Linked DNA regions of Mus musculus: region 1 is linked to region 2. Evidence: chromatin loops called from intact Hi-C (ENCODE). Cell type or tissue: heart. All regions are shown on one strand.

What was found. Peaks named below come from ENCODE experiments on the same cell type or tissue, not always from the same donor. Only the 100,000 strongest peaks of a DNase experiment are listed, where the experiment ranks them.
Region 1: it touches region 2 in a loop (2.0-fold over the local background); 2 of 42 quality-filtered maps call a loop at or near these places.

The regions. Positions count from the first base shown.
Region 1 is chr2:69,099,729-69,102,228 of GRCm38, reverse strand. The region is part of intron 8 of Cers6 (ceramide synthase 6); the gene reads right to left. Among named protein-coding and RNA genes, the nearest start is that of Gm39840, 29 kb to the left of the region's middle. In heart, a CTCF peak has its summit at 1,278 (motif pointing right); no DNase peak of the experiment used is centred here.
Region 2 is chr2:69,053,245-69,055,744 of GRCm38, reverse strand. All of the region lies in intron 6 of Cers6 (ceramide synthase 6), which reads right to left. Among named protein-coding and RNA genes, the nearest start is that of Gm39840, 76 kb to the left of the region's middle. In heart, no CTCF peak of the experiment used is centred here; a DNase peak (open chromatin) is centred at 1,224.

The DNA of each region.
Region 1 (2,500 bases), 46 kb before region 2:
TTGTTTATCTAGTAACCAAGTAAATAAGCTCGAGCAATGTCTGGGATAATTACAAAACCTTTACTATAGCTCTGCTTCTTAACATACACACTATACAGACACATCAACTGTATCGTTCTGCACAGCACGAAGTAGCATTCTACTGGTTGTAGGCTGGGAGCCTGTCTCACCATTAGGGTTTCAGAACCAGTGCTGCACATGGCTTAATTTGAGCAGGGTGTCAGAGCACTGGCTGGTGACATGATACTCACATTCATTTCAGAAATGAATGCATCAGCTCTTCTATGACAGATGTCTCAGAGATGCCACTCAAAAATAATGCGACTTCTTTGAAAATTGACTTGGATGCTCACAGAGTCCCTTGGGAAAATTCTCTCTCTCTCCCTCTCTCTCTCTCTCTCTCTCTCTCTCTCTCTCTCTCTCTATCTATCTATCTACCTATATATCTGGGAAAATACTATCTATCTATCTATCTATCTATCTATCTATCTATCTATCTATCTATCTATTATCTGTTATCTATCTATCTATCTATCTATCTATCTATCTATCTATCTATCTATCTATCAATCATCCATCCATCCAGTCATCACCACAGGAGCTTGGTAAGGAAAGTCACCAAAGAACAGCTAACGTCACTGACACCTGGATTCTGAAAAATAGCAAACCTAGACTGTTCTGAGCAAACTTCCCTTTTTGGGACAAGTTATTAAAGGATGATGTCAGGATCTTACTCTTTCTGAAAGATAAGACCCAGAAATATGTACTGTGAAGATGCCACTAAACCCCCCTGGTGACAAGATTCCAGGAGAACGGATGCCTCTCAGGGAGGATTGACTAGGGCAGGGAGGAACGAGGCAGATGGGAAACTGGAAACCTTCATGTCCTCGTGTGGGTAGTGATTGCATGGGATCTAAATACATAAAATTGAGAAATGTGTCTATCAGGGCAAGCTGTATCCTCAAGGTCTGTGCATCACACAATAAATGTGAATCCTACATCTATAAAATGCAGTGGGAGAAATTTCTCTGTGTCATGCAAAATGAACATAATGAACACCATCAACTTGCAATGTCTGGTCTGTTTAATTACTGTGGCAGTACAATGGGGTTTTCCCCACATAGTCTCTGTTCAATGTATTGAGGCTGAGAAAATGATATTTTTCTTTCCCAAATAATAGTTCTTTCCCCAATAAAATCTCGGTGACAGTACAGGGAGACAAGGGAGAAGCAAAGACCTTTTATTTTATTTTTTTCTCATTAAGGCAAGGCTCACTTAACCACTAGATGGCACACTAGGAGCACACAGAGCATGCTCACACGGGATTATTCGGCCAAACCCAGCACAGACCACACTTGACCCTTCTTTCTCCAAGTTCCACTAACCACTGGGAGATGAAGGGTCTTTATGTGAGACTCATTCTTGCTACATGGCTCTGCCTGGACACAGATGCTTGCAAGGAGCCCACCCAATTCCCTAGAGAAAAGCAGATGCCCCACTGACCCCTCAGAGCTTGACTGAGGTTATTTTAGTAGATTTTAATGAATCCTAAGAATAGAATCTACTTGGCTTTATAGTGACTTTTGCCCAATCTTATCTGTTATGGACACTTTTTTAAATTTGGTTTTGATTGAAACATAGAATAAATATGCTGGCAGAATGCACATATTTCTGCAGAAGAGTTTATAACATTGTTTTTTGTTGTTGAGCAAAGAACCCATAGAGCAATCTTTTTTTAATAAAACAAGGAGATTTTCATTTGCATCTAGAATACCAATACCACTTAAAGCACTCTGCTTTCTCTCTTCAGTTCACTATTCTGGAGTACTCATGAGAAATTGCCACTGACATATGATCTTGAAGAACCACGCCCGACAGATGAATGAAATACTTATAATATGATGAAATGTATTTGTATATATGGTATATATTTCATTCATGTTGTGACTTCAAAGCACGAATTTATATTTTTTATCTTTATAGCACATACTTATATAGACATTCACATATTCAGTACCACCTATCATGTTTTTCAAGTACTCCCGTGACGTAAGTGATAGAAGACAGTCCAGGAAGTCTTACCGTACAAATGTGTTACAGGTAGATTTGATTTTTAGTGCTGGTTGAACCAGGACTTCCTACATGCCAAGTGGGGACTCTATTGCTGAGTTATGCCCCAGTACTGGATGCCAATTCACCCAAGGGCAAAACTATGGCTCCTCGCTGTGGACAGCATTCTCTGCAAGATCATTAGGCCCACAATGAACATTCAAAGACTGCCACGATTTCTTCTCCAGACACAGAAGTCAGGACTTGGTCCCAAAGAGTGCCACATGCCAGAAAAGACACTCTGAAAGGGGAATAACAACTCAAGGCCTAAACTATATCTTGACAAGACTGGCCATTCAATACTTCAACAGGACTGAAGGGTGTGTGTGTGTGGTTTCTCCCTTTCTACAGGGCAGCCCTCCCACACTTGGACTTCTCCACTGCTGGTGTA
Region 2 (2,500 bases):
CCTCCCCCAAAATCTCAGTGGTTTAGACAAAATGATTGTTTCTTACCAATGGCATGCTTCTGTTGGGAGATGGTGTAAAGGAAGGAGTCTGCTTGTCAATCATTTAGGGGCTTTAGGCTGAAGGCAGAACCATCTCAAATTTTACCAATCACCATAGAAGGAAAGTGAACCCTTTGGAGGGTTTCACCACAGCAATTAAATAGTGCAGGAGCAATAGAAATCAATTATGTTACGAGTCTACTGGTCTCAGCTGTGTGTGTTTGGTGGGGGTAGATGAGTCATACAGTTCTAGACAACCTGAAGTGCTGGGACTCACAACACAGGTGGCCACAGGAAAGCTAACGTGAACTGCGCCTTGCTGGTGCGCCAGGAACCAGTCCAGGTCTGGTGACATTCCCTCAGGGCAGGCCTGAGATCGCCTTTCTTTGCTCAGAAAACCAACACACAGAAAGGCAAAGTAACCACTTCAAGGTCACACTGGGGAGTGTGCTGGACAGGTAAGGAAGCGGCCCCAGAGACCTTGACTGTCATTCTAAGTGATGCCTTCCTTAATGCTTTCTCATAATGGTGAATTTAAGGGATCATCCATTAGTATAAGATGGGGTTTTCTTATTATGCTAAAATAGGGTTTCCTCCTATGATTCATGGTAGCTGCTTTTCAAGTGTTCTTATTTGGGAAACGAAAGAGGTGCTCACATTCGCTTACTCCTTTTTTATGATTACCACATTAATTTTGATTGATTAGGAATACTTAAATCTACGAACACTAGTTTAGTTTTAGTTCTTGACTTAGATTTGGTCAAATTTTGGTTATTATGCACCAGTGCTGGTCTCATTTCTATCTACTGAACATGGTGTATTTAGTGTATATTATTTTAAACTCAATCTATGGCCCACTGGGTCCTTATGGGGGATTAAAGGATGTATTTCCTTTTACTCTAAAGGAAAGGTCTGGAACACGGGTAGGCTCTGTAAGAGAGCTAAAGCCCTACAGTACTGGACACAAGAAAGTTTCTATAAAAAGTTACAAGGGAGGAGACATGCCAGTCACCAAGTTTTCCTCTTGCTAGATTTCATCACTATATCTCTCTCTGTCAAGACTGTTTGACAAGATGTAGTGCTCCTTCCAGAACAAGGGAAAGCATCAGGCAGATTCTATGAGCCAGGCTCTCTGGAGCTGCTCCAAGGAGGCCTGAGCATGAGCAGGGCCATTGGCCGAAGGCCCAGGCCTTTGAGCCAAACAGCAGCTTCGTTAAAAGGGACACACAGTTTAGACATAAGCAAGCTGTTCTGAATGGAACAGAGTATTTATTAGCCTGCCTTGGAAAATGCAGATGTGCAGAGGAATGCTCACTCGGAACAGGTGGCCAGAGCACAGAACTGGAGGAGACTGTAAGCCTTGAGGACAGTAAGGCCTACTAGTGTTGGGGACTGAAAATGCTTGACAAGTTTTGACGGTGTCTTAGCTAACTTCCTTTTTTCTTTTTTTTAAATGAAAGGAAAGTATAAGAAAAAAGTAAGGAAAAATTCTCCAGTAAGTTTCCATTTTTTTTTTTTTTTGTATATTTAACTCACCACTGTGTCTTTGCCCTTCTTTTAATAGCAGTGTCCCCCACTGAGCAGGAAGTCCCAACTTTGGAAATGAACAAGTCATCATATTCTTTCTCAATACACAGAAGGGTTGAAAGGCTCTCCTCTCACTTTTAGGGGACTGTTCTAGACTCTTGGTAGAAAAAAATGCTGAAAAAGGAAGATGACTCTTGGATATCAAGATTATTTTAAAAAGATTGATAAAACAACCCAGTAAAAAATTCATCTCTAAATGTGAGCATGATGGCTCTAACTTGTAACCTTCGCACCCAGGAGGCAGGCTCAGGCAGCACATCTGAGCCCAACTTTCCCTGTCTCAAAACAAACAAAAACAACAAATGGCTTGTGAATGCTGAGGAGAGAAATGATTTATAAACTGTTTAAGACTCCCACTCCAAGGGCAGAGAAAGAAACTTTCACTTAGCATTTATAAGTCCTGGTCTTTGTTTAGAATGACCATTTGGCTTGCTGTGATTTAATGGGAGGGAATAATCCCCTTTAAGGACCTCACACATAGCCAGCTTCCCAAAGCCGCTCTCAGTCTCCACTGCCCACAGGGCTTTAACAAGTCTATCCCAAGATGAAGAAAGGATGGTTTCAGACATCTGAGTTAATTCCTCCACACACAGAAGGTGGAGAGTGTGTCTGGCAGCCAGTACATACCATAAATCACCAATGGTTAAAAGAGAAGGTCCTCATGATAGGAGTGTATGGAGCTGCTGGAGACCTGTGGGGCCAGTCAGGGAGGCGAAGGGGTAGCCTGGAGCTACAGTGTCTAATGGCAGAAAGCAGCAAGGGAAACGGCTCCGTAATAACACCTGAGCCAGCTACTATACAGGTCTGGTGTTGGCCAAGTGCCCATTTTGTGTAGAAACCAGAATAAGCCAGCTATGCCAGGAATACATAAAAC